Regions from separate parts of the Homo sapiens genome. Here region 1 is linked to region 2. A link is a loop called in an ENCODE intact Hi-C map of the cell type or tissue named here. Cell type or tissue: PC-9. All regions are shown on one strand. Links, peaks and the distances in the headings refer to the core of each region. The heading gives the core; the rest is flanking DNA. Region 1 overlaps TEAD1 (TEA domain transcription factor 1). Region 2 overlaps TEAD1 (TEA domain transcription factor 1).

Region 1 (5,379 bases), core at 75-5,074, 49 kb after region 2:
TCAGAGACCTAAATAAGTTGTCCAAAGTCCTATACTTAACAGAGATTCAATCTAGGAGTCATTTTCCAAACAGAATGCACATTCTATGGGAATATCAAATACACTATACCCTCACTAGACAGTAGGATGTAGGCAGTGCTGAATTCTTAGCTCTGTAGATGACTGATATCATCAAGGACAGTCTAATTAATTCCTAATGAATAGTGATGATCCTGACTCACCGCTGTGGGCAGCTGAGAGGAATGTCAGACACTAATAATGGTTAATTGCTTTTGCATATGTAAAGTGGGTTGTGTTATTATTTTCCTACCATTTAAGACACTAGCCAACCTTGCTAACAAGTGGCCTGAGAAAAATACAAGTGAAGATTGGCAGCCTGGATTTTGTAGGCAACCACAGAAGAGATGGAAGCACAGAAAGTATGTCATTGTCAGAGACAGGGCAGAATTCTCAGGGAATGGGAATGCTGATGCTGAGAACTGAGGCAACATGTGCCACAACGACAGCAGCAGCCAGTGAGCCTTGGTGCCAATGCCAACAGGTTCCCTCTAATTTCAGCAGGGAGGAGTGGATAATTACTCCTTCTCGTTTTCAAAAATCACTTCCGTGTCAACAGAATCCCATCAACAAGCCAATATCTCTTCACCAAGCCCCAATGCTAAGCATCCCATTAGAGGACTTAGCATTACCCTCCTGAGAATCCCTGATTAATTCTCCGCTCCATCAGCCCTAAGTACTTGCCCAGGTGACAGCTCAAGAAAAGCTCTGATTGATTTCATGCTATGCAGCTCTGATGGGACCACTCTGCATTACCAGCCTTTAGGGGAATAGCCCACCCCATCCCCTTAATGAATCTGTTAGCCATTGAGAACAGAAATCCTGCCCCTTCCTTTCTCCCGTCACTACCACCAGTCAAGCTGATCATTGTTGTTCTTTATCAGTGGACTCCTTCAAAAGGACAAGGCCACAGACCCAGTTTCAGGCAATCTATCCTATCTGACCATTCCAAAGCAAAGACCTGATACCAAGACAGTGCATGCCCAAAGTGAGCGTGAACCAGAGGACATGACTCGTAGCCCAAGTCACTCCCACCCTGGGAAATGGACAACTTAACCTCGGGAAACACATTTCAACCCCAGAAACAGAAGCTTCTTTCCTGCTTTAAGAGAGCAAACGTCCCAACTGTTAGCAGTAAGGAGCTGTCAGTATTTCAAAAGGAAAACTCATAAGCCTTTTCCCAGGAGTAACAGTCAAAGAAAACCTTAAGACTAACTCCCCAATTCCAGTAGCCTGTGGAGTCAACATACACTTGGGGTAGACTAACCAACCATAATGCTTACTAAAAATAAAGAAAACACCAGGAAAACAACACTCCTTAGCCACTAACCTATGGATCACATCACTTTCTTAGTTGGTACGATTCACCATCCGATTATTATAACTCGGTATTTTAAATGACAATGAGCATAAAGTAAAAATCAAAAGTAGAAGTAAAAAGACATTAACATACAAGATAAATATAAGTATATACACCATTTCAAGAAGTCCCCTCAGCTGCATGACTGATGGAATGCCTAGAAATGGGTCTTATACCATTAGAAATGGCTCCCTAAGAGGGAAGTCTATAGGTAAATGCCTGGAGAGTCATCCCTGCTTACTAAAGGCCAGGTGAGACTCACCCAATGTTACACAGTCTGTTGACAGCCAACTTAAATGATATGTTGGCACTGGCCTCACTCCAGGTCCCAGCAGCAATCTGCCCAGATGCGGCCCCCTTGGCTGATTCAGAATTCTAATTGTGCTGCATCAGAAACGGCCCTCCCTACTTTGCATACAAAAGTAGTCCAGGGCCTTCTCCACCAGCTTCTATGACTTTGGATGCTTCTCTCATTCTGGCCATGCCCCATCTATCCTAAATTATTGAGACAGGCATTCTGGGGGTTGGGGAGAGAAGCAATAGGGAAATCCACACTTCACTCCTGATTGAGTCATAAGCCAATCAACAAGGAAAACCTGAATCAGGATGGCATTTTAAAGAGCTAAACTGCGAAGGCCAAGCCCTGCTCTGGTCCTTCAACCACAGCTCCTGACATTCAGTGCTCTCAGGATCTAATGGATCCAAATGGATTTCATCAGCACTCACATCAGGATCCAAAATCTAGGCTCTAACATGCCCAAAAGGAAAAAACTCTTTCCTGTCAACCTAAGGAACCAAAACCACAATTCATCACATTGTTTGCCTTCCCACTGTTTATATTTTCATTGTTTGTAACAGGCAGAAGTCTGATAGTCTCTAGACTATCAGAAATCAGGCTGTCACTTTCTCTTGTGTGGGTGTCAGATCTGGTCTGCCTTTACCCATTTCTAATGGATCTGAGCATACAGATCCTCAAAGCATACCCAAATCACACATGGATATTTCTAAGTCCCAAAACATGATCATAAAACTCCTCCGGGGCAGAGGCAGAGGCAGAGCCTGTGTGACCTCTACAACCTAGGACAGTGTCAAATAACATTGGGATGCTGGATAAAAGTGAGACAACATAAAACAACAAATAAAATGAACCTGTTTGAATAAATGCAGCTCTTGTGCAATCTTGAGGAAGAAAATCAAAGCTGAACGACTTAAACTGCCCAATATGAAACCTCAATGCAAAGCTTAGTCATTAATAGTATAGTACTGGCACAAAGATAATGAAAATAGGCCAAGGAATCAGATTAGAGAATCTAGAAACAAACTCATACACATACGTTCACTTGATTTGTAACAAAAGTGACACTGCATTACCCTGAGTAAAGAAATTTTTTTCCTGATACATGAGCCAGGTTGATTGATAGCCATACGAAAAAAATAAAAATTGACCCCACCACACACAATAGTTTACAATCCATCTGAAATAGACTTTAGATCTGAAAGTAAAAAAACCAGTAAAGAATTTATAAGGATTCTTAGCAGATTACCTACATGGCCATAAAGTAGTCGAGGATACTTTAAAGGAACACAAAAGCACTAATCAGGAGGGAAAAACATGATAAACTGGACCAAATCACAACTCAGAACTCGCTTTCTTGAAAGAACCATTAAGAAAATCAAAGCAGGCCACAAAGTAGATACTTGCAACACATTTATTCAACAGAGACTCATATCCTTCATCCTACAGGAACTCCAAACAATAAGAAATCAGACAACCCAATAGAAAAAAAAGTAAAAAGCTAATGTATTTTATGAAACATAACCAAATGGCCCATAAACATATGAAAAGGTGTTCAACATGCCTAGTTATTAAAGAAATGCAAATTAAAACAATGTGATACCTCTATCCAGCCACTAGAAGAGCTACAGTAAAGAGACTAATACTAAGGATTTTCAAGGAGATGGAGTAAATGGAATTCTCAAAGAACTGATGAGAGCGCAAATTGGTACAATCATTCTGGAAAACTCTTTGGCAATATCTACATACCAAAACTGATTATATGCATACCTCCTGATTCAGCAATTCCAAATCCCAGGTAGAGATGCTAAAGAAATGCATGCCTATGTTCACCAAAAGACAGGTATAGGAATGTTTATATTTTCATTGTTTGTAACAGACAGAAACAGCCAAATTTTTATTAACAATAGGACATATAAACTATAGTATAATCAGGCTGGGCGCTGTGGAACACATCTGTAATTCCAGCACTTTGGGAGGCCGAGATGGGCAGATTGCTTCAGCGCAGGAGTTGAGAGCAGCCTGGGCAACATAGTGAGACCCTATCTCTACAAAAAAAAAAAAAAAAAATTAGCTGGGTGTTGGTGGCGCATGCCTGTAGTCCCAGCTACCCCAGAGGCTGAAGTAGGAGGATCACCTGAGCCCAGGCGGTCAAGCTGTAGTGAGCTGTGATCACGCCACCGCACTCTGGCCTGAGAGAGTGTGAGACACTGTCTTAAAAAAAAAAAAACTGTAGCATATTCATAAAATAGAATGGTATACAGCTGTACTGTCCAATGCAGTAGGCACTAGACACATTTGTGAATTTAAATGTAAATTAATAAGATTAAAAATTCAGTTGTTCAGTCACACTACTTGTATCTCATGAGCTCAATATTCACAAGTGGCTAATGGCTACTGTGTCATACAGCACAGACAAAAATCATTTCACAGCCACAGAAAGTTCTATGGGACAGCAATAGAATATAAATAAATGACAACTGCAAGTAACAACATGGGTGAATTGTACCAACGCAATATTGAGGAAAAAAAAGATACAAAGAAATATATACTATACTGTCTGCGTCCGTTCATACCAAGTTCAAACACTAACGAAATTCATCTACGTTATTAGAAGTCAGGGTAGCAACCACCCTTTAGGGTTGGGAGTACTGACTGGAAGGCAGCGTGGGGAGGCTTAGGAGGTTCTGGTCATGTCAGTGCAGATCAATAGATCAATGGCTCTGGATGCCAATGCATTCAAATGGAAAAACACAAGGGACTCAATATTGATGATGTGTGTGCCCTTTTCTGTATGTAAGTTGGACTTCAATAAAAATTATTTTAAAAAAAAAGAAAGAAATGAAAAAAAAAAAAAAAAAAAACTGCCCTGTTTCAGTGCCTTTCTGATTCCAGTTACCTTAGAGAAAGATTATTCCAGGAGCTCTGAATACATTTGCCTTTTTTGAATTATGCTTTGATGTGCTGCCATCAGCATATGAAGGGTTATTAGAAGAAACAGCCAATGGGATTTGTCTCTAGAGTGAATGCAAGGATGTGGAAGACGCTGCTCATCACGTCACACAGACTGATCTTTACAAAGATCCCAAAGGAAAGTTCTACAGCAAACAAAACACAATGTGTTTTTTACCTCGTGGTCAAGCCATTGGCCTTTCCTTTACTCAGTAGCCACCAAAGTGCACTGAGCCACACTGGCAGGCCCCTCAGAGAGTGCTCAGAGGTGGTTTTGGTCGGCAAGTTTGGTTTCATTCCTAAGTCCACATTTAGTCTTCACCTCTATCCTCTTCTTTTTCTCCATTCTTTCTCCCACCTTCTATTTATGCTATTTTACAGTCTTGCATGCTGCCTTAAAATGATTCTGAAACATGATAGGGTATAAATATGAAAGGGAAAGTTTCTGTTTTCTAATTATCTGTTTCAATTTAATGTGGTAAAAGCATTTACTGAGAGCCCCTCCCACCCCTGTCCCTTCAGCCATATGTCCCAAGCACTGGATATGGAGATAAAGATACCACATTCCCTGTCCTCAACAAGCACCCTCTCCAGCAGCGAGACAAATAAGTACACATACCTGCAAGACTTCAAGCCCCTCCACTGGGAAGCCTGACCTGGCCTTTCCCCACTCCTCTGTGTTCCCACAGGTAGCACCTTTGCCAGCCAGTACAAA
Region 2 (5,379 bases), core at 271-5,270:
TGGGATCAAGCATTTTGCAAATAAAAAGGGCAAACTCAATATGGGTAGACCTAAGGCCCTAATTCTAGTGGTTCTACATCAGAGATCATTTTTATAATAATATTGCTTTAATATTGGCTAGGATATGTTACATGATCTTTACTTCTAGGTTTGAAAAGGAATTAGACATCCACAATATATAATTATGACATAACAACCACAGTGAATTGAACCTGTGCTGTGATTCTGAAGACTTCCTGCAGTTAAAATTGCCCATCTCACAAACTATAGTTACAAATGTTCTAACATCTCTAAATTGATCATATTCAGCTGCCCCCAAAGAAATAAATAAACAATATAAAGCAGGCATGTTCATTGTGATATACATCTTCCTTCATTACTAGCATGTGTCTTGCAGGCAGATGACATGCCTGCTCACTTATACAATTTTCATGACTGGAAATTTTAAAGGAGATTCATTATATTGTTGACCTTCACAGTAAGCCACCAAATGGTCTTTTGATCCCTGCTTCAATACTTCTCGCTATATCCTAAAGCAGAAGCCCAGTCCACCTTTGCAGGACTGTGAAGAATATCTTTTTTATAATTGAGCCAAAATGTGACTGCCTTTTAAGATTATAACTAGAGTCTACTGGACAAATGTGCTGCTTCTTCACCCATGTCTCTGCAGAGTCTTTTCTAAGTCAGGGCAAATACTACCACTCCCACATCCACCCCATCCTTTGAATGATTTTGTGTGACATGTGGTTTCTTCTCTTTATCATCTGGGGTGCTGCCCTCTGAAGAAACCCTAGTTTTTACGTTCTCTCTAAAGGGGCTTTCTTTTGTCCACCTTTGCATCCCAACACATAGAAAGGTACCTGGCATACAGTATAGTGGAGAGAGGCAGGGAGCGAAGGAAGGAAAACAGAACCCCTGGCTCCAAGTGTGTTCTAACATGGTATGCATCCTCCTCTATCTGCACACTCCGAGGTAACACTCGCTTCTGCAGAAGCCACATCACAAACTTACTGTGATCGCACAGTCAACAAAAATCACATAGTACTGATCTCCCATTACAACACATGTTTGTCACTCTTAGGTATTAACTAAGGGGCAGTTCAGACCATAGTTCTTGCATTCAGCTCAGACTATGTCTCTGTTTTCAACACAGTAGATAAAATTAAAAAGCAGATCAAAGGTCTCATTTATGCATTGTATAAACTATAGTTTTCTGCTTAATAAGGTTTTCAGAGAAAGAAGCGAAGCTAGCCTGGGGTGGCTCGTTCTTGGTGAACCCATGCTAGGTCCCAGGGACCACCGCTAGGGAAAAGCCATACTTCTCTGCCCATATTAAGGGGAGTTCAATGCTCAAGAATGGTCTGCTGAATGCATTCAAAGCCGTATTTTGCAAGCTGGGAAAGCACTTGCTCCCATAAAGTTTCCTTAAAAAGGTCTGAAGAATGGAAATATCACAAAGCACAGTCTTTCCAAGTTAATACTTCAAAGAGAATTACATTTGTTTGGGTAAATAAGCTCTGGCACACGTGCCTCAAAATTAAATTCTACTATTTTATCACTGGACCTAAGCTTCATGATTTCCTGAGACATACTTAGGCATCTAATTACACATGTACACCACCAAATTCTAACTAACCTCCTTAGCAAAAGTCTCCCAGAGCCCTGCAATCTGTGATACGTACCGCCTAACTCCACCACCAAATCCACAACGCTGCTTCAGGACAAGTGTTGGCGTCCTATAAACCAACAGGTCTAGATTAGAATTCCACAACCTTGGGCAGGCAACGACTCCTTGGAACCCCAGTTTCCCATCTTTAAAATACTTAATAGGGCCTCGTTAGCAGGTTTGCTGTGAAGGATACAGGAGACCTCATTTTGTGAAAGTCTGGCTCAGCAACTGAAATGTGGTAGGCATTCAGGAAATGCAGTCTTCTTTCCCATCTGCCTCCTGTCTTCCCATTGCAGATGTGAGATAAAAAGCTCCTAAGCGTCCCAGCACGGAGAGCCACACAGCTGGCGCCATGAGCCACACAGCAGGCACAGAGGGCCACACAGCTGGCATGGAGGGCCACACAGACTGCACTCAGTCCATGAAAGCTATGAAAATTATCTTCATTGCATGGCTTATAAAAAAGCTACAGTTTCCTTTCCTATTTTACCAACAAGCCACCTGAAGTTGCCTTCTTCCCACAAACAATGAACTTAAACCAAGAAAGAGAAGCCTTTCCTCATTATGCCTAAAAACAAAGCTGCTCTGACTAATTCACATTCAGACTCATAATCCTTCATCCAAGGGCCTTTGCAAATGCCAAGACCCTCAGGGAAGCAAAATTTCCTCGAATGTACAGGGGCTGAGAACACTCGGGGTTTCAAGATGACTAATCATGGAAATGTACTATAAACAGGGAATATTAAAGAGCTTAGAAAGCCTCTCGGGGAAAGGGGGGAAAAATCCTCACAATTCAGGGCTTGGTGGAGAGAACAGCAGTTTTATGGCAAAACAAAAAAAAAAAATACAGGTGAAAATGTTAGGCAGGCGCAACTTCTGTTTTCCCAGAATCCAGGGCCCGGGTTGGGCTGGGTAGAGAGAAGTCTCCTCGGCTTCTTGCTACCATGGTGTTTTTTTCTATCTTGACAATTCACTTCCCCAACAGGCATGCCGCCAACTCAAATGAGACTCAGAGCAGTGAAAAGCCCTTCAGGTAAACAGTGTGATAAGCTAAACTGAAAAACTAGACAATGTTTTTGGACTATGAGGGTGTTGCTATGGAGACAGTTGCTAATTAACTGCTTTCAACCAGGAGAACAAAGGGCTCGGGGCAAGCAGGCCTCGGTATCTCCGAGTGAGCAATGCTTCCAGCCTTGCGCAATCGGCACATCGCTCATATCTGGAATACCTGAGACCCGGTCGGGTCGGCCACATGCCTGAAGAAATGACAAAAGTGTGTTTTCTTCATCTTGACCTGGATTCATAACACCTGGCCACCAGAACCTCTCAGGGAAGGAAGCAAGTGGCACAGGGAATGCAGATTCACAGGAAGCAAGGCCCCTCCACCACCAGTCAGGCACTTTCCTAAATAGTGTTTTGTCAAACACTATCTGTGAAGGGTCGGGCGGCGGTGAGATGGGGGGAACATGTAATTGTTTTAAACTATATATTTTACTTTATGGGCTTTAAGTTCAAAGGGCAGAGATAAATCTCCCCTTCTTCAGGATTCAACTTCCTCGGGTTAAAAAAAAAGTGACTGGATTTTTCTCAAAAAGAAATAATAAAACCCATCATTATTCCATATTTCGAAGTCCCACACACATTGTGGTCACTCAAAAAGTAATAACAAAAAAGTTAATTGTAATCTGACTTATCACATGAATTTTTCTCCTCCAACCTCATCCCAGGCTGACTTGGCTGGTTCAGATGTGGTCTCATCTTAGAGGCTAAGTAGGTGCCCTGAGGCTGAAATGCTCTGTTCTGAATGGGTAACCTTTGAGCTATATCTAGTTCAAACCAAAGATCTATATTCCCTTCACAAATACTTAAACTCAAGTGTGAAATGTGAACAGGGCTTGGCATAACCACCTCAAGTGACTCAAAAATCTAGTGAGGGCTCTGTCTCATTCCACAGTGACCTGAAGGTGCCCATTTCAGCCCTCAGTCTAATTATATTAAACATATCTACATTAAGCCAAACTCAACCAAGCTATTGTGTGATACATTCTGCCTCCCCACAACAAAATCAAGTGATTTCCTTTTTTTACACTCTTAAGAATCACCAATCAATACAGCCTGTGGGCAACCCACCTTCATCATCTGAGGCATCATCTGGATTAAGCATGTTATGATTCTGAATGAAATACAACCATACAATTCTTGGTTTGACTCTGTGGCGACAATGCACATAAACATCTTCAGGAAAGTCCAACCATCTTCTGGCATCACTGAAAATCCACCTAAGAGCATGGGCTTTGGAAGCAGACACGCTCAGGTTCAAACCAAGGCTCCAACTTAGTATTGCACTATCTGTGAAAACCCCTTTGAGCTTCAGTTTGTGCATCTGCAAAATAGGTCACTAATATCTATTTCACAGAGTTACTGACATTATTCAGTGAATTAAAGTGTTCCCTACAGCCCTTAGCCTATAGTAAGTACTCAACAGACCACAGCAATTAATTAAAGCCTCCATTAATTTACTACTTTTCTTTAAGATGAGGTAAAACTGCTGTTAGCTCTAGTTTCTACATCTGCAGCCAAGCTCATGAAGAGAGAAAAGGGGATTTTTAGTCTGAGCTGTGGCCCCGTCCACCCCAACCTAGCACCCTCCTCTGTCCACAATAGCCCATCAAGACCAATCACCATGTATAACTGGAGAAGCTTTTATTGCGGTGAAAATTGCAGAATTGGGGCTAATTTTCAAATCCAGCCCCAATTTCTAGGCTACACTTACTCTTTTCTTGTGAAACCAAGGAGTTAAATTCTTGCTTTGCAGATGGCAGCTTTTTAATAAGGCTTTCAGCCCAAGCCCCTCCCTGCCTGGGTTAAATTTCATCAGCCATTGCCCAGGGACATCTCACTCTTCTCGTTTCAATCTCTCCTTCCTCTGCTCCTTCCAGGCTGTGCTTCCAGCAATCCCCATCCATCCATGCATTCAACAGAATTTTTAAACCACCAATTCTGTGCCAGGCATGGTGCTGACACTGAGAACACAAAGATGCAACCAACCCCATTCACAAGGGGTACTTAGGCTAGTGCCTAAGATAAAGACAGCTATATAGGACTCTTAGAAATCTATGAGACTAGCCTTGTGCTAGGAAAAAGACATGGTGCTTGGGGGCAGAGAAGGGAGGAAAGGAAGATGAGAGGCCCCACCACAGTATTCCCAGATTGAAGAAAATTCCCACCCCAGAGGAGAAAACCATGGCTCCTGCCTTGAGGCTCTTTTTCATTTTTTTGTCACCATTCACTTTCATTGCATTCCCTACAGTCCCCTCTACGTGCTGTGCTAAGTACAGCGGTCAGGAGGAGGGAAGCTGACCTTGAATCAGCACCTTAGTAGAATTCCCTGATTGATATGCTTTGCGTCCCCCTCCCTTATCAGCCCTCTGAACGTATCTCTAACACAGCAGGAACCATCGCTGTGTTTCCTGTCAGTCTCCCCAGCTGGTATGAGAACTATCCAAGAGCAGAAGCCTTATCTAATTTGTATTTCTCTCCAGAGCACCTACCACAGTACCTGGCACATAGCTGTTTGATCAAAGCTTGCTACACTGAACTAAACTGCAGTCCAGATCCTTTGGATAATTTATGCAAGATCACAAAGCTAAGAGGTAAAACCGGCTCAGGACCCAGAGCTCTGACTCATTCATTCTCCTGCACTGGTGACT

The links. Peaks named below come from ENCODE experiments on the same cell type or tissue, not always from the same donor. Only the 100,000 strongest peaks of a DNase experiment are listed, where the experiment ranks them.
Region 1: it touches region 2 in a loop (1.9-fold over the local background); 5 of 110 quality-filtered maps call a loop at or near these places.

Annotation. Positions count from the first base shown.
Region 1 is chr11:12,751,411-12,756,789 of GRCh38, reverse strand. All of the region lies in intron 2 of TEAD1 (TEA domain transcription factor 1), which reads right to left. Among named protein-coding and RNA genes, the nearest start is that of TEAD1, 80 kb to the right of the region's middle. RefSeq lists a silencer at 894-1,188. In PC-9, for the core only: no CTCF peak of the experiment used is centred there; a DNase peak (open chromatin) is centred at 2,579; H3K27ac peaks cover 1,241 bases.
Region 2 is chr11:12,800,238-12,805,616 of GRCh38, reverse strand. All of the region lies in intron 3 of TEAD1 (TEA domain transcription factor 1), which reads right to left. Among named protein-coding and RNA genes, the nearest start is that of TEAD1-AS1, 120 kb to the left of the region's middle. In PC-9, for the core only: no CTCF peak of the experiment used is centred there; DNase peaks (open chromatin) are centred at 2,296, 2,756 and 3,476; H3K4me3 peaks cover 2,263 bases; H3K27ac peaks cover 4,762 bases.